2 separate regions of the Homo sapiens genome follow, and region 1 is linked to region 2. A link is an interaction called in ENCODE POLR2A ChIA-PET data of the cell type or tissue named here. Cell type or tissue: B cell. All regions are shown on one strand. Each heading gives the region's core, and the rest is flanking DNA. Links, peaks and the distances in the headings are about the cores only. Region 1 overlaps TMPRSS13 (transmembrane serine protease 13). Region 2 has its middle 12 kb from the start of IL10RA.

Region 1 (9,323 bases), core at 430-8,429, 67 kb before region 2:
TGCTTTACAGCTAAAGGCTGAAGGCCCAGAGAAGGCAGGGTCTCAACTAGGTCAGCAGAGTTGCAGGCAGATCCCTGTTTCCTGACACCGAAATTCCTGCCGTGGAGGGAGGCCTCCCATCACTCCACTGCCAGCGGCCTGTGTGAACTCACATCTCGGTCATCCCTGGGAGAGGAGAGTGGCACTGGGGCTGGCACCGAGGTGAGGCCCACCTTTTATTCTTTTCATTTATTTGTTTATTCATTCATCCTTAATTTATAACAATAAATAGTAAATACCGAGGATATTCCAGGCATTGTAAATGGCTGATTTTGATAGATTAGTCAGAGTTCTTCAGTAAGAAAAATGGAAGATGAGAGGGTGGAAGTGGGAGAGGGGACTCTCTAGGGTGGATCAAGTATTCCAAAGGCCAAGGGCAAGGTAAGGCACACACTGAAGGGTCTGTGGTTCAGTTTGACCTGAGCAATGACTTCTGAGGTTGGATATAGGTTAAAGCAAGTCAAAAAACATAAAATAACTTTTTATTATTTTATTACTTTATACTCTTTTATGATAGTAGTGAGGTTCTGATGAAATATTTTAAGTGGGAAAGGGAAAGAATGGTAGTTCTCAGGGAGCATTCTGGTGACAGCTGTGAAAGTTGTCAGAGTTAAAATGGAGTCACTTGTGTTTTTAAAAAAAGACAACAACAACAACAAAAAGAAAATCAAAAAGACTAAAACAAACAGAGCTGGGAAAGGCCATGAAGAGCGGATTCCCATGCATAAATGCTTGATAACAAAAACTATCACAAAATCCTCTGCAGAAACTGAAACGTTTTCAAAGTCCATTGCAACCTTACACAAAAAAATACTTCTGGGAGAACATCTGCCCAGCAACTGCCTGCCTGGCCTGTAGGTCCACCCTTTTTCAACCCGCTGAGCTCTGTTCTGAGGGAAGAAAAGCAGGGAAAGAAACACAGACAGCTGGGATTGACCCCAGGCATCACATTTGACCCTGTCCAGAACACCCCCCGAATATGGGGACGCTGAGGGGACCTCTGCCTACAACCTGGGTGCTCCTCCAGGGTCCCCACCTGAGGAAGTTCCCAGCCTGCTGGGTGCAGTGTCCTGCTGCAGGGATCTTACCTCCATCTTGCTGTAAATCCAGGGAAGAACTTCTGTCACTTTGGTGTACACACCAGGTTTGTTTCTCTGGCCACAGCCTGTGCCCCAGCTGGTGACACCTGCCAGGTACCAGCGGTTGTTCTGCTCACAGACAAGAGGCCCCCCGCTGTCTCCCTGCAGGGGAGAGGGGGCACATTCGCAGGATGGGACAGGTGGTCCATGAGCGGGAAAGGGTGGGGTCCCAATTCCCACATCAGCCCCAACACCCCTGCCTCCCCCATCCCCAGGGTGCTGGGACCTGAGCCCCACCCACAGGTACCCTCACCTGGCAGGAGTCTCTGCCCCCACGAAGGTCCCCAGCACACATCATCCTTGGGGTAAGGTAACTGTCATAGACCAAGTAGTCATTGCATTTCTTGAAGTCGATGAGATTGACCTGCACCTCCCGGAGGAAGGGGGATGTCTTGTCTTCAGTGAAGTGGGGTGGAGGAGACAGAGGATGGGAAGCCAGTGAGATTCTAGATAGCTTCCTGGCCGTCCAGCTGCCACCCCAAGACCCAGAATCACAGCCTCCTGGGAATGGAGGGTGCCATGCCCGTGCCTGGCTCCCACCCAAGGGAGGCCCTCTGTGGTTGGACACCCAGGACATATGGGCACACACGCCCTCACACAAGACACAGCTCACTGCACGTGAGACAGAGACATCCATGCACACAGACACACTCACAAGCCTATCAGGCTACCCGACATGTTGCACAGCACTTGCCTACGTTCAAAGCACCCTCAGATACATGGCTTTGTTTGTTTTTGGAAGCTATGTGCCCTAAAGAGAGCAGGTGGCATTAATCCATTTACCGGTGGGGAGGCCTGGTGCTGGAGAAGTGACCTGCCCACAGTCACACAGCTAGTCAGGTATGGAGACAAGAGGAGAAGTAGGCTGCACCCACATCAGTCATTGCTCTGCCTCACGGAGGGAGGGAAAAGCGGTCCTGATGCATGGAAGTGGCCTGAGTCTAACCATGGGGTCATCCTGCTCAAAGTAAGCAATCTCACAGGACAAGGCACTCTGTGATTGGGATGACATGAAAACAAGACCACTTCATCATCTTGTTTAAGGCCAGACAAAAACAAGGTCACTGTGCAAACCACAACAGTACCAGACATCCCCCTCTCCTGGCCAATATGAGTGACTGCTGCTTCCTTACCACTTAGAGCTCCTAGATAAGATTATATATATATATATATATATATATATATATATATATATATATTCTTAATTGAGACGGGTTTCACTCTGTCACCCAGGCTAGAGTGCAGTGGCATGATCATGGCTCACTGTAGCCTCAACCTCCCTGGGATCAAGTGATCCTCCTGCCTCAGCCCCTCTCATAGCTGGGACTACAGGCACACATCACCATGCCCAGCTAATTTTTCTATTTTTTGTAGAGATGGGGTTTTGCCATGATGCCCAGGCTGGTCTTGAACTCCTGGGCTCAAGAGATTCTCCCACCTTGGCCTCCCAAAGTGCTGGGACTACAGGTGTAAGCTACGGTGCCCGGCCTCTAGATAAGATTATTAAGGTTCCCAATCATAACCCCTGCTTCCTGACACCACAATTTAGAGAAAAGTCCTGCGTCTTTGAACCCTCCCCAAGCCACCTAAATCCTACGAGCATTCCCTCTCTGACACCCTCTTGCTGAGATGCTCCATGGTTCTTCATGGTGTGTTCTCTCTCTCATTGCAATGAGCAATGAACTCAACTAGTTCAACCACAGCAGTTTTCCAGGTGGTCTTGATTGGAGGGCATTGTCACAGTGACTGCACCGGCATATACTCAGGTGTCTATACACACATAATCACACCCAGGCCCATGAATCCGTATACCCAAACGCTCATCGACATAGGCCTTCATCTGTATACCCAGACACATTGCTTACACACGCACATGTATACACACACATGCACATGAATACATACACACAACCAAGCATCTTTGCCTCTTACCATCTGTCTCCCTGGTCTTGCCAAAGCCTGTGATCCAGCAGGTCTCATTGAGGCTAAAGGTCTGTCCATGCATGGGGAGGCAAGCAGGGTGGATGTGAGCTGCAACAAGACCTCCAGACGTCAGTGAAGGAACAAGGCTGAGACTTTCAGTAGGGGGAGGGAGAAGGAGCACAACCACTCTGGGGGCAAGGAGGGGTCTCCTAGAACATTAATCCTTGACTCTAGAGTCCTGGATCTGAATCCTCCAGAGCCTTGGACTGACCAGACATGAAACTCGATCACTTTATCATAACCCACCAGCATTTGGGGGCTACCAGAGTCCTCAAAGCCGTTCTGATTTCAGTGGTTGCCCTGTGGTCAGATGCGTAAGCCTTGGAAGCTCCCTTGTACAAGCCGATACTGGGCAGCTGAGGGTCTCTCCCTACTGAGAGGGTCTCTCCTGGTGGAGCCTCTTCCATGTCTTTCCATTAGAACAAGGAACAGCAGCAGGCTAAGACCCAGATATTATGACCATGGCATCTCAGCGGTATGTCCAGCCTGGTCTGGCGAGGGTACCCACTGGTTGTCCAGAGCCTGTGGCTCTCCTTTTAAATGTTTTCCCAGCACAAGGTAAGAAATCTCTCCAAACAGGAAACACATTCCTAGAGACACAGACCACAGAATTCCTGCTAACTTGATCCCACATTCAGAAATATTATATTTAGAAGTCACTGTTATATATCACTTCATAAGCTCTGAGGACTGGTGTCCCTAGGGGGACCAGGGCATTGACCAACACATCTGAGTTTGCAGGAGGAAAATATTAGTTAATAGAATGTTTGCAGTATTCTCAACCCTTTGTTATATTCACTGCAGTATTCTGCACCTAAGATAATGCCTGTCACATATTAAGTGCTCAATAAATGTTTAAAAAGATAGAGACAAGGCAGGAAGCGTAGATGGGAAGGATGATTTTAAATTCTTCTCCCATAAATTGGAATTAGGCTTTAAACATTGGTGTCTACCTCACTTTTGTCTGCTAGAGAGTAAACAAAAAATAGATGAAGGAATAGCATGCATTATTAACAAAAATGCAGCATAGGATTTTTTTTCTATGCCCCTTTTTGAGATGTAAAGTTTTAAAAACATGTAACACTGTTACATGATCCATCGTTAGATATTTCACTGTTTTTTATGGGGGAATTAAATTTACCAGTGAACTTTCACAAGCAAAAGTACTGTGACTTCTAGTGCTCCACCTGCCAAATGAGTTTAAGAAAATCAGTCCTGATTTCTAAACCAAAAATCAGGGCACATGTTCTGGCCACAGGACTACATACATCTGAGCTGTGATTCTCAGACTAAGGGTCTGCTTCCTGCCCAAAAGCCTATTGGAGCCTGGAGGGAGACTATTACGTTTGAAAAGCATACGCAATGTGAGAATAGCTTTCATTCGCTTTTAGAAATTATTTAGTTTTGGAATTCCAAATAATATTAAGGGGTGGAGGGTGGGTGGGAGGTAAGATTTGGATGTTTAGCCAAATACAGCCTGGGTTTGACAAGGTGAGAAGGCCTGCTCTGGTCCTGCAGTCTGTGCCCTTCTTGTGTGCTGAGCGGCAGGGCAGGAGGTAGCGGGCATCCCTCACCTCAGCCCTGGACTCCACAGACAAGGATGGAGTTTCAGAAAGGCTGGTGGGCGTGTCGTGTCGTGTCGGGGCGTGGCTACGAGTGGGTGTGACGCTGCGTGGGCGTGGTTCTGGGCTAGCGCTGCCCAACCGAGCTCTACCCAGGGATCCTCCTCCTCACCCCACTCTGATGATCTAACTGCTCTGACTCATGATAGACACCGCCTCCATAATTAATGTGCGAGGAAACACCAGCTCACAGGCTCAGAGCACGAGAATGGCTGGACTAACCAGAGAGTCCTCCGAGGCTTCCAGAAATCCCGGTACTCCTCCTCCCTCTCCCACCTTTACAGATGCTTATGCCAGAGGGCTCTGGCTCCATTCTTCAGGGTCCTCCCTGAGCCCCCATTACCTGTCTTCTCCAATCTTTTCGGGACCCACCTTGGCTATCCTTCCTCTGCTGAGCTTCCCCTAGCCTGCCAGGATGATTAGTTGCTCCCGCCTATGCCACCATAGCTCCCTGCTCCCCGAAAACATCGTATAATTGGCCTCTACTGGTCGTCTTGGTGTATTTTATTTCTATTTGCAACTGTACTATAGGGCTGGCCATATAGTATTTGATAAGTGAACAAATGAGTGAATGGATGAATGATGAGTGAATGAATGAATGAATGAATGAAGTCTTCTTTGACGTCCCCTGTCCACAGTGATCTTCTGAGAACCTCTGCAGCATTTCCTTTGTGTAGCCTCCTTTGGTCCTTAGCAACAACGTTGTAGCAATTAGTTGTTTGAATGTGTACTCAGCTTAAGTTCTCGACTGCAGGGTAAGCAATTTGCCAGTCTAGAGCCAGGTGGGGAGAGCACTGCTTGGGAATCAGATCGACCTGGTTCCAATCCCAGAGCTACCACCTATTACTTGTGGCCTCAGGTAATTATCTCTCTGTAAAGCTCCATTTCCTCATATGTCAAATGAAGTTAATAATAGTGCCTGCTCCACAGGGTTGGTTGTGAAGAGTAAATGAAATCATATGTGTGAAATGCCTACCATAGCGTTTGGCCCCTAGGTGCTCAGTTAATACCAGTGAAAGAATTCAATCTATTGATTAAGATCAGTACCCAAGCCCTGACTCCGTCATCAATTTGTAATGTGAGATGTGTCATTTGGAGCAAACTTATTTATAACCCTTGGGCTTCAGTTTCCCTAATTATAAAACAGAAGTGTTCCATGTAAGGATCTTTAAGAGTCTTTGACTTCTGCCCTGCAGAAGCTTTGGGGCCCGGATATGAGTTGACAGATGCTGACAAGTGCGAGGGCTGCAGAGGGTGCTGGGGCTGGGGGGCAGGAGAGCGGGGAGTGCAGATTCCCTCACCGGACAGGGTCAGGGGCTTGGACAGCCGCATGAGGGCGATGTCATAGTCGTCCTCCTCATCGGTGTAATTGCTGTTGATGATGATCTCGGCAATGGAGGCTGCCTCAGGCAACTGGTGCAGGTTGCTGGTGCCCGCGTACACCTTCCAGCCCTCCAGGACCTTCTCCCGGGTCCTGCAAGAGCCACAAAGGAGCGTGGTCCAGTACCTGCCTGGCAGCGTTCACTGGCAGCCCCTGCTACCTACAGGGAGCCACAGTCAGAGCACCAGCTTGGAGGCAGGAGGATGGATAAAATGACCTCTGGAGGGAACCCTCTATCTTATCCCTGGAGTCCAAAGCAATCCCCCACAGCCCCTCAAAAATTATGAGCTTGCAGCTCTGCACCTTACAGTAATAAAGAGGGAAGGATGAGTAAGACCTCTGTGTGGCACTCCCCCCCCACTATCTCCTCTGCAAGTCACCAAGGATCAAATAGGAGACTTTGACTTCTGCCATGCTGAAACTCTGGGGCCTCGATATGAACTGACAGATGCTGACAAGTCACAGGGCTGCAGAAGGTGCTGGGACTAGGGATGGGGACACAGATTCACTCACCAGACAGGGTCAAGGGCTTGTACTGATAAGATCTCAGTATTATTACCCTCAGCAAATTCAGACAGGACAAAGTAACACACTGAACTCATTACTAGGGAGGCCAGTGCCCCTGAGGCCTGGTCCCAGAGCTCTTTCCTGCCCACCAGCCTGGGCTGTGGGCCCCCAAAGACAATAGACCAGCTGGTGACCGTTAGCAGCTGATACAGTGCCCTGCCTGCAATCCCTAACCCTCAATTTCTGGGATAACTAGGGGCTCCTCTGCTATGAGTTCCATTTGCAGGAAGCAGCAACAAACCCAACGCCTTTTTCATTTCACCCTGTTCTTCAGGGGCAGGCTCCCAGTCCCTCTTCCTGCCTGCCTCTCTCCCCCTTGGGGCCGTCAATGGGACTTTCTCATCCTTGGGCCTAGCTCGGAACAAACACCCCCGACCCACACTCTCAGGACCAGGTGAACACCCAAGCTACACCAGTGCCAACTGGCCCATGGGGGCTGGACTCACACCCAGAATCCTCCTCCACGAAGAAGTCAGTCTGCAGCCAGCCCTTCCTGGTGGTTCCCGACCCTGGGCAGTGTCAAATCACCTGCCTCTCAGGCACTTACACGAAGAAGCAGTGGGCGGCAGTGAGCACCCACTGGGCGTCAATGAGCGTGCCTCCACAGATGTGGGTGGTGCCGAAGTGCAGACTCACTTGCCAAGGCCACTTGCTATCCGAGGCCAGCGCCCCTCCCACGATCCGCCCGGTCATGGCCCTCAGTCCGCAGTCTGGAGGGAAGGAGTAGACGTACTGTGAACCCTGTTTCTCCCAGGGTTCTTTCCGAGCTCCTGATCAGGATGCCTCTGCTGTGCTCCCAGGGCCAGGACAGGCTCAGGCAGCCCCATCCTGAAGGGCACCCACCCTTCCATGGACGGGCTTTGCTCCCTTATCTGCTACACACAGCAGTTTCTGTGAGAGCAGAGCCACCACATGGTGGGGTGGCTTTCTGGGATCATTCCGCGGAAAGTTTGACCCCAGGCAGGTTCCTCTTTCTTCTCCTTCACTCATTCTTTCATTGACTTGACAAATCCTTTTGGAGTGTCCCAAGCTTTGGGCACTGTGTTGGGCATTGGGGTCATGATGGTAAGTCCCAGGACTGCCATTAGGTGCACAGGAATGCAGACCAGTTCTAATGTGACCCTGAATTGACAAGCATTATAATGAGGGTCTCTATTGTTTCTAAACATAGGAAGAATACACTTCCCCTGATGCACAGAAGACTCAGACAGCTTCCTTGGAATAAAAGGTTGCTGGGCTGAGCCCCTACCAGAGTCAGGAGAAGGGGAAATGTTACCCTGGGTGTACCGGTGCCTTACAGGGACTCCAGCCCTGAAGCAGGCCTGCTGGCTAAGACACTGTTCCTGACTTGAACCCCTGTGCCAAACACCTCCCTTGGAGGAGTGCTGCCCCTCTGCCCTTTACTCCCACACGACACTGGCCACAATCCAAGAAGAAGAACATCTTACGGGAACACTGGAGAGAGATATACCGCTGGGAAGGGCATTCAGACCTGCAGGGGGAGACACAGAAAGTGGGAAAAGGGCACATTAGCTACCTCCTCCAGGAAGCCTTCCTGATTGACTCCTGCTCAGTTCCTATCCTGTTTCCAAGGAAGCTACCCTTTGTACAGGAAGCAGGAGATTCTGAGCTTCCCCTTTCCCCATGTGACATTGTCCCTTCCAGTGCTTTGTCCAGAATCGGAGTGGCTCAGTGCAAACCATCTCCACTCTCATCCCCTCAACTAGTTTCCTTGTGGCACATTGCAGACATTGGCCCAGATCCATGTTCTTCGAACTTAGGACTTCATTGTCGCAGCATCTTTTCACAACTAAACAGGTGGTCTGGTGCTCCTCTGACACAGTTCCTCAACGCAGATGCAGAAACCACGCAGCACAGAGCTGGCATCCAGCTGCAGCAAATTCACATCCCTTCCCTCACCATTACTTCTCTTGGAGCCTGGCTTCTTCTCTCCCCTCCGTAGGGCAAACAATGCTAGCTGGCAGAGACCCCAAACCTCTGATGCTTCCAACGTGGCCCTCCCTGTCCCTGATGCCTGCACCTGGCGGTCCCCTACTGCTGCCTGTCTACCCTGTCCCCTAACTGCACTGGTGGAGAGAGCAGAGAATGGGCCGAGTAGAGGAGCGGCATGTGCAAAGTGTCATGCCAGGGTGTCAGTGGTGCTTCTCCCCCACCAATCCAGGTCCACTCCCTGCAGCAGCTCTCAGTCCAAACACCTGGCCGACTGGTGGTCCCAAGGTTCATGAATTGCCTCTGACGACCTGATAAACTCTCAGGGGCACCCCTGGTCTCCAGTTGTCCTCAGCACCGAGCCTCAGATAAGAATTCTTAAGTCAGAAGGCAGTTTGGTGAATAAGGACTATTTCCAAGATGCCCCTGAACACTCATGGTGGACTCCTGGAGGCTGGATACTAGAAAAGCCAGTGAAGGGGGCTCCCTGACTCAAAGACCCTCTCCTACCCACTCCTTCCCCTGCTCACAAACAGGCAGCCTGCCTGCCCCACCATACCTGTGGAGGCTTTCCTGGATGGTGGAGTTGTATCTCAAGATTGAGAAGCTGTTGGCAAAATCCCTGTGGGCAACCTCGGTTGT
Region 2 (9,323 bases), core at 735-8,734:
TGTTTCACACTCTGAGCAAAATCCCCCACCCAGATGTTAAAAAGGCAAGAGGGCAGGCAGGGAGTTGAAGACTCAAAAGCCACTATGGTTGGAAAAGAAAACCAAACCAAACAATTTGTGGACGGTTAACCCACCTGCCCACAAAACAACCCTTAAAGAAGGACCCATGAGGTATGGTGGGGCTCAGCCAATTTTCACAAGTATGAACCATTTAACGCTCAAGCTTTCACCCCTCCTTACTACCACCCCTAGTGCTTTGTGCTGGGCACCACAATGAGGTGAAAAGACAGCTTGGGTGCAGAATCTCATTTGATTTTTACAAAAGCCTTAGGAGGATGCAGGGCAGGGATTCATACCCTCACTTTATCATAGAAATGGAGGCTTAGAGAGGTCAAGTGATTTGCCAAGCATGGTCCAGTAAGTGAACATGCTGTCCAACTCCATCTTGGACTTTATATGGAATGGCTCAGTGGAAAAGACTGGAGCCATTCCCATTAAAAAACATCAAGTAGAGGCACCTAATAATAGTGGCCGATCAACAAAGATGCACATGAAACTGTTGGTCAAAACAGCACATTCTTCCCAAAGCTGGAGCACTTAGGAAGATGAGAATGTCTAGTGTTAACCAAGGAAGGTTCTCCATAAGCAGTGTTGAGTATTCTGCAGAAGGGGGGAAGAGAAGGCACAAAGAAGGCCAAATAGCTGCACACTCCCAGGACTGTGTCCCCACTCTCTGACTGCCATCTCCTAGAGAGCTTGCCTGGCTGGGGTCCCCATACAGAAATCATCTGGTGGCCTGTGCAAGGAAACAGCCAACCTCAGAGTTCTATTCCCACTCAGACATGTCTCTGCGGGTTGCCAGCATATGGCCCACTGCCTAGCACACAGTGGGTGCACACTAAATGTCTGTTGACTGGAATTAGCTGATAAATGTTTGCTGACTGAGGCACAGACAGGTGAAGTCACTCTTCCAATATTACACAGCCAGTAAGTAGCAGAAGTGAGATTCAACCCAAGTCAACAGACTATTCAGCACTTAACCCTCTCTGTTTTCCCCTCCACCATACAGCCTCTTGCCCCAAGGACCAGAATAATGTTGTTTCCTCATCCTATTCCTTCTCATTCCCAACACAATGTGTGCCACACGGTAGGCTCATAAGAAGTTTTTGTTGACTGAAGCTTAGCGGTCTGCCCCAACACTGAGCCTGGGGAGTTTCCTTATTAAACCACAAGCCACACTGAGCAGGAAGTGGAGGGATGGGCCTGAGTCAGGAATAGGAGGAAGAGGCCCTGGATACAGAGCAGTAGCCAAGGGTGAGGACTGGGGTAGAGGGTGGGGAGGAGGCACACCACAATAGTCTCCACACAATCTTTGAAACCCCACCCGCCACCCCAGGCCACCCCAAGCCCTGCACAACCTGCCAGAGCCAGCCATACCTCCGTTCTGCCATCTGTCCCCTCCACCTGGAAGTCTCTTCCTTCCCTCTTTGAAGGGAAGGTTACCCCAACTCATGCAGATTTAAGGGTACTTCCTCCTGGAAGCTTTCTTGGCCTCCTTACCAGGTAAAACCCCAAATACAGGCTCTCATGGCACTTACCACAGTCGCAACTCTGCGTTTTATTTGAGTGACTATTTGATTCACATCCATCTCTCCTTCTAAACCGCAAGCTCCTGGGGGGCTCTCCTTTGCTCACCGTGTATTCCCAGCATCCTGCACACTGCCTTGCACTGAGGAAATAGCCAGTGACCCTGTGTCGAATAGGGAATGACTGAATGAATATAGAGATGAATGTTGAAACTGGAACACTCTCTGTGGTAGGATGAAAATGGCCCCCAAAAGATATCCAGACCTAATCCCTTGAACCTGTGAGTGTTACTTTATATGGGAACAGTGTCTTTGTATATTGGGTCTTGAGATGGGGAGGTTATCCTAGATGATCAAAGTGAGCCCTAAATGCAATTGCATTGGAGCTCTTAAGAAATTTTTGGTATAAAAAAGAGGCAGGGAAAGATTTCACTCTCACACACACACACACGCACACACGAAGGCTAGCCACCAGGAGCCAAAAGAGGCAAGGAACACATTCCTTCCTAGAAAATTCCAGCCCTGCCAGTACCTTGATTGCAGCCCAATGAAACTGATTTCAGACCCTCCAGAACCAGGAGAGAATTCATTCCGTCATCTTAAGCCACCCAGTGTGTGATAATTTGATATAGCCTTGGGAAACAAATACACCTGACCTCCAAAACCCTCCTCACCCTGACCCCCAAAACCCTCCTGCCTTCTCCGTGTCTAAGCACGTCAGATTTATGGGGGATGGAATAATCTAGAATAATCTGAAATAATTTTAAAAGGAAAAAAGAAAAGGGGATCAAGAAGAAAGAGAGGAGAGGGTGAGTGTAAGGAGGGCTAAAGCCCGAGTGTGCAGGGGGATCATAATTTACTCAGAAGCTGCAGGAAGAAGAGCCCTATGTCCATGCCTCTCTCGACTCTCCTCCAGGGAATGTTCTCCACAAGTGGGGGAGGCTGAGAGTTCTCGAGTTCCCTGTCTGTCTCTCTGTCTGTCAGCCAGTAGCCATGAGCCCCATGAAGGAGCCATCCCTCACTTAGGTGGGCCTCACTCACTGGGCGCCAACCCCTCCCACACCGGCCGGGCACGCCCTTACCTGGAGGCCTGGCACTTGCTGTTCCCTTTGCCCACAACACCCTTCGTTCAGATATCCACACGGTTCATTCCTCACATCCCTTGGGTCCTCATTCTAATGTCACCTACTGGGGGAGGCCTGCTGCCCACTCTATTTAAAATGGAGGTGGAGGCCAGGCGCAGTGGCTCACGCCTGTAATCTCAACATTTTGGGAGGCTGAGGCAGGTGGATCGCTTGAGCTCAGGAGTTCAAGACCAGTTCGGGCAACATAGGGAGACCCTGTCTCTATAAAAACCTAAAGAAAAAAAGGAAAAAAAATGGAGGTGGGGGAGGGAAAAGGAAAAAAGGAAAACAAAAAGGCAGCCCTCCCTCCCTACTCCCTAAACCCCTTTCTTACTTTATTGTTCTCGGTGGCGCGTATCACTGTCTGACATGCTACACATTTCTCTCATGTATTGACTCTTGGTGTCCGTCTCCTCCTGCTGCAATGAACACTCCATGTGGCAGGAGTTTTGTTTGCTTTGTCTGCCTCGAATGAAGCCTGGTATGTGGCAGGAAATCAACAGCTATTGAAGAATAAACACTCTCAGAGGGCATTTCTCCAGGAAGATGGAGGCGCTGGGGTGAGCAGATGGGAGCGGGATGATAAAGTCTCTGCTTCAGAAGCCACCAGCCCAGCCACGTCTTCTGCAGATCCTCTGTGCCAAATGCAAACCCTGTCAAGGCATTTCTTACACTTTCTAGTAATTTTCATTCCCACAGACCCCACCCCTGGCTGCCTTGGGCTGTGAGCCTCCCACAGGGGGAATTGGCAGCACCCAAACACCTGCCAGTAGTCCCCAAAGTTGGTTCTTTCCCTGGCAGCCTTCCAACTGGACCTACTGCTGGAATTGTCCCACTTACTGCTTTTTGTCTGTGGCTGGTGTGCGTGGGGCTGGCAGGAGCAGTCAACAGGAATAGTTAGAGTCAGACCTGGGCTTACAAGCCAGCTGTACCACTTATGGAGTTACCTTGGGAAAAGCATATAACCTTTCTAAGACTCAGTTTCCTCCTCTGTAAAGTGGGAAGAGAAGACCTATCTCACATAGAATCAGAGGAAGTACATAGTAGCAAATTGCCCAGCACAACAATAAACCTTAGATTTCCTTTCCCCCACTCTTTCTAACTAAACATCCTCCAAGACAAACATAGTATCCTTTCTGTTTTTGTCCCCAGGTGCTTAGCACAGTGCCTGACACAGGGACTACTCAATGAATGTTTGCAGATTTGAGCTACTGACCCAAGAAGAAGGTGTGGCAGTTATGAACTTTGTCACCAAATTGGGATCTCAGAAGAACTGTGCAACTGACTTATGCTTTAGTATGTGGTGACCACAGTTGGCCTAGGGAGAAGAATTGAGTGGAGAGGGGGAAGTAATCTTGAGTCTGGGGCTTAAGAAAGTGGTGTAATAGCAAGAGGCTGTGACCAACCGCCATAAGTATCTCGCTTTGTGGGTGGACAGGAGGCCTCTCCTGGGACCAGTGGATGGGTGAGCACCCAGTAATCACAAGGAAACCCTTCTGTTAATGTATACGTATAGACACACGTAGTGACTGCTTACCAGAATTTCATGAATCTCAGCATCTATTTACTTCAGCTTTCCAACATTAGGCTGAGAATTTATTTCTACAATGTGCAACAATAAACATGAGTCACCTCTTTGAAACTTCATACTGTGCACCAAGTGTTGATCAAAACTGTGTATATTTCTGAATACGTATTTACTTAAATAACTTGTATGGGTTTTGAACACATTTATTAATTAAAGTTAAAAAAAATTTTTTTTGAGACAGAGTTTCACTCGTTGCCCAGGCTGGAGTGCAATGGCGCAATCTCAGCTCACTACAATCTCCGCCTCCTGGGTTCAAGCAATTCTCCTGCCTCAGCCTCTTAAGTAGCTGCGATTACAGGCATGTGCCACCATGCCCAGCTAATTTTTTTTTTTTTTGTAATTAGTAGATACGGGGTTTCACGATGTTGGTCAGGCTGGTCTTGAACTCCTGACCTCATATGATCCACCCGCCTTGGCCTCCCAAAGTGGGATCACAGGTGTGAGCCACCGCACCTGGCTAGTTTAAAATTTTTAAAAATGTGAAGATGACCTCACCATATACAAGAACTCAAAGAATGCTCAGAAGAAATGCTAATTTTTTTCATGGTCCTGGTAATTTTCCACTGGAATTTTGGGGTGTCCTGAAAAGAGAGGCTGGGGTAGGACAGAGGGACAGGTTAGTGAAGACAGAAAGGGGGTTGGCTGCGGACTATCAGAGATACCAGCAGGACCTCCCCCACCAATATCACCCAAATGTTGGCCTGTTTAAAAGAGTTTGGAAAAGGAGGTGAGAAGAACATCACCTGTCTTGTTCTTCTGTCCCAAAAGGTCAGATCGCCACAGAATGAATGTGGGGGCGAGGTATGAACCCGCTATGCTCTTGAGATAGCTCTTCCTCTCTGACTTTCGTTTTCTTATAAATTATAAAACTTCACAACTCCTTAGGACTGCAGAGCTTCTCTTTTCATGCCCCACTCCCACACATCCTCTGCTGGGCACTTGTACATGCTCACCATTTGTCATCCCTGGCTGGCCTCCAGTTACCATTTCTTTTCTTTTCTTTTTTTTTTTTTTGAGACGGAGTCTCGCTCTGTCACCCAGGCTGGAGTGCAGTGGAGCGATCTCCGCTCACTGCAAGCTCTGCCTCCCGGGTTCACACCATTCTCCTTCCTCAGCCTCCCGAATAACTGGGACTACAGGTGCCCACCACCACGCCCGGCTAATTTTTTGTATTTTTAGTAGAGACGGGGTTTCATTGTGTTAGCCAGGATGGTCTTGATCTCCTGACCTCGTGCTCCACCTGCCTCAGCCTCCCAAAGTGCTGGGATTACAGGCGTGAGCCAGGCACCTGGCCACCATTTCTATTTTTTTTTTTTTTTTTTTTGAGACAGAGAGTCTCGCTCTGTCGCCCAGGCTGGAGTGCAGTGGCGCGATCTCAGCTCACTGCAAGCTCCGCCTCCCGGGTTCACGCCATTCTCCTGCCTCAGCCTCCCAAATAGCTGAGACTACAGGTGCACGCCACCACGCCTAGCTAATTATTTTTTTTTGTATTTTTGGTAGAGATGGGATTTCACTATATTAGCCAGGATGGTCTCCATCTCCTGACCTCGTGATTTGCCTGCCTCGGTCTCCCAAAGTGCTGGGGTTACAGGCGTGAGCCACCACGCCCAGCCCACCATTTCTTACATTTGTCATTAATTATGTGAAAGAGGAAAGACTGTACTTCCAGTGTGTCCTGGGAAGAGTGGTGGAATGGAAACATGTAGGTAGATGACAGGAGCCCCCTGAAAGGATTCTAGGGTTCCATGGGGGGCAGGGAGACCCCCTGGAGCCTGGGGGACAGGGAGAAGAGGCTTCCCACTGTGAGCTGCTCAAGACATGTTTGGCCCAGCAGTGAACAGAAAGGAAACCCAATTTATAGGAAAAATGACAGCAGTACTAATATCCACAAGTATATAACACTTTAGAGTTTACAGAACACTTTAGATCTAAGCTGTTTCTTCTCATATCATAATGAAGTTACCTATTGAAGTCTAAACACCCTAAAAGCGCATGAGTCTGATAAGGCCAGTGTCTTACTAATTTTTGGATCCTACCATGCCTAGGCAAGTGTACTTAACAAATGTTTGCTTGCATTCATCCTCTCAACAACCCTGACAGGTTGGAAGAAGTGGTATTATCCTCGTTTTTTAGCTAAGAAATCCGAGACCTGGGGAATTCATGACTTACCCAAAGTCACGGATGGCAACTGACAGACCTGGGGCTTGAACCTCAGGCTTAGGTCTTCCCATTGAGCACTCGGGCTGCTGCCAGAGACAGGGGAGAATATAGAGCTTTAAATCCTTGAAGCAAAGGAGCTGTAATTCAAGGATTTACAAGACATTTCTGCATGACAGAGGAGTGATTAGGATTTGTCTTCACATGGGAGTCTCCCTGTATTGGGTGAACCTTCTTAGTCTTGTCAATATAAAGTACATGCATACCCATTGTTCTGGAAGACATCCTAGACATCTGTGATGGGTCCGAGACAGAGTCCTCAGACTGAAGTGTTACTGGTTTCATTTAGCAATGTCAGTGGAGTATCTCCTTAGCAGAACCATGCCCCTGAGGAATTACAGAATTTGTTTCCCAAAGTCTCAATTTAGGCTGTCCCATGGCTGAAAATCATTATCCTTTGTCCAGTCATTGTTCACTGCAGGGCAGGAGCCCAGACAACCGCAGGAAGAGCAGGCAGACCAAGTCTCTTCCCTTCCGGGCAGGAATGACCGAGGTAAGGCCCTGGATTGGGCCTGATTTGTCATTATCTGGGCCACACGGCTGCTGGCCCACCTGCAGGGTTATTTAAGGCCAAGGCAGGCTTAAGGCAACTAGCCCTATGTGAGCCATTGGAGCCAGGTTGTACCTTCAGGATAGGTCTAGGAATTTCTCTTGAAAGATATTGATGTTCTTGCTGTGAATCATCTTGAGGCAAAAAGTTAAAAACAAAACAAAACAAGGTGGTCTTTGGGCAGGAAGAGGAAGGCCTCTGCTCTCTTTATGGGCAAGGAGGGTGTTCAGAGAGGCCTAGAGACTTCCAAAGGCAAGAAGTTCACTGGCCTCTCCCTGCCACCAACATTGCCAGAAGCTTAAGGAGGGTTTGCAAAATGCAGCTGAACTGGTGGGTGCTCTGAAACTACTGCTTTGAGCAGTTGTAACAGACTATCTCTTTGGTACTTTTGTTATTTGAGAGCTTCCAATAGCATTTTTTCAAAGATGCTGGGCCTGTGTCCGTACTTCAAACAAACAGCTGCAGCTCAGAGGCCACCACCGTGAGACGCTCAGAGGTGAGGTGCAAGCCCTCTAGGATGGCTCTGGGATTGGAAACCCAAGAGCAGATGGACTTCCTGCATTTGTGGGATGGGAGTTCAAACTGTTGTTATTTTAGAATTAAGGGGAAATGACACCCTTAAAAACTGGAGAAGTCAAGGCCATCTGGGCTGCAGAAGGAAGACACGACTGTGTCTTGAAATGACACGAGATATTTCTGTCAATGTTCTGTTCTTCACTTCTTGCATCCCAAGTTCACAAAGCAATGACAATGGACTAAGTTCATGGACCAGGTCCACAGCCTTCCTGACGAGGTGATTTTCTTAAAATAATTCTGGGGGAGGGAGGTGTCCCAAGTACAACCAAAGGCCCAGTTGTCCCAAGATGGTGTGGTGGGCCTCAGCACAACATACAACCCAGAGTGAGGCCAAACACATCCAGGCCATGAAAGAAAGGGGCTAGATCCCTCTAGTCAGCGTGCTTTTTGCTGAATGTTTCTACAGACCTCACTCCCTCTTGTGTCCGGAATTGGTGGGTTCTTGGTCTCACTGACTTCAAGAATGAAGCTGCGGACCCTCGCGGTGAGTGTTACAGCTTTTAAGGTGGCGCGTCTGGAGTCTGTCCCTTTTGATGCTCAGATGTGTTCGGAGTTTCTTCCTTCTGATGGGTTCGTGGTCTCGCTGGCTCAGGAGTGAAGCTGCAGAGCTTTGCGGAGAGTGTTACAGCTCTTAAGGCAGCGCATCTGGAGTTGTTCGTTCCTCCTGGTGGGCTTGTGGTCTCACTGGGCTCAGGAGTGAAGCTGCAGATCTTCGCGGTGTTACAGCTCATAAAAGCAGCGCGGACCCAAAGAGTCAGCAGTAGCAAGACTTATTGCAAAGAGCGAAAGAACAAAGCTTCCACAGGGTGGAAGGGGACCCGAGCGGGTTGCCAACGCTGGCTCGGGCAGCCTGCTTTTATTCTCTTATCTGGCCCCACCCACATCCTGCTGATGGGTAGAGCCAAGTGGCCTGTTTTGACAGGGTGCTGATTGGTAAATTTACAATCCCTGAGCTAGATACAAATGTTCTTCACGTCCCCATCAGATTAGTTAGATACAGAGTATGGACACAAAGGTTCTCCAAGGCCCCACCAGAGCAGCTAGATACAGAGTGTCGATTGGTGCACTCACAAACCTTGAGCTAAACACAGGGGTGCTGATTGGTGTGTTTACAAACCTTGAGCTAAACATAAAGACTCTCCGCGTCCCCACCAGACTCAGGAGCCCAGCTGGCTTCACCTAATGGATCCCGCACCGGGGCTTCAGGTGGAGCTGCCTGCCAGTCCTGCGCCGTGCGCTCGCATTCCTCAGCCCTTGGGTGGTCGATGGGACTGGGCGCCTTGGAGCAGGGGGTGGTGCTCCACGGGGAGGCTCGGGCCTCAGAGGAGCCCATGGAGTGGGTGGGTGGCTCAGGCATGGCGGGCTGCAGGTCCCGAGCCCTGCCCCGCGGGAAGGCAGCTAAGGCCCGGCAAGAAATCGAGCACAGCGCCGGTGGGCCGGCACTGCTGGGGGACCCAGTACACCCTCCGCAGCCACTGGCCCGGGTGCTAAGTCCCTCATTGCCCGGGGCCAGCAGGGCTGGCTGGCTGTTCCGAGTGCGGGGCCCGCCAAGCCCACGCCCACCCGGAACTCCAGCTGGCCCGCAAGCGCCGCACGCAGCCCCGGTTGCCGCTGGAGCCTCTCCCTCCACACCTCCCTGCAAGCTGAGGGAGTGGGCTCCAGCCTTGGCCAACCCAGAAAGG

The links. Peaks named below come from ENCODE experiments on the same cell type or tissue, not always from the same donor. Only the 100,000 strongest peaks of a DNase experiment are listed, where the experiment ranks them.
Region 1: POLR2A ChIA-PET joins it to region 2 with 10 read pairs; 5 of 35 experiments call an interaction of 5 or more read pairs at or near these places.

What each region holds. Positions count from the first base shown.
Region 1 is chr11:117,902,528-117,911,850 of GRCh38, forward strand. TMPRSS13 (transmembrane serine protease 13) reads right to left here. Exons shown (of 13, transcript NM_001077263.3): 6 at 9,241-9,323; 7 at 8,180-8,223; 8 at 7,279-7,441; 9 at 6,085-6,257; 10 at 3,111-3,209; 11 at 1,432-1,574; 12 at 1,128-1,280. Among named protein-coding and RNA genes, the nearest start is that of TMPRSS13, 22 kb to the right of the region's middle. RefSeq lists an enhancer at 4,787-5,287. In B cell, for the core only: no CTCF peak of the experiment used is centred there; DNase peaks (open chromatin) are centred at 2,220 and 4,874.
Region 2 is chr11:117,969,606-117,978,928 of GRCh38, forward strand. No RefSeq gene overlaps it. Among named protein-coding and RNA genes, the nearest start is that of IL10RA, 12 kb to the right of the region's middle. RefSeq lists a silencer at 3,213-3,627 and an enhancer at 7,724-7,893. In B cell, for the core only: no CTCF peak of the experiment used is centred there; a DNase peak (open chromatin) is centred at 1,259.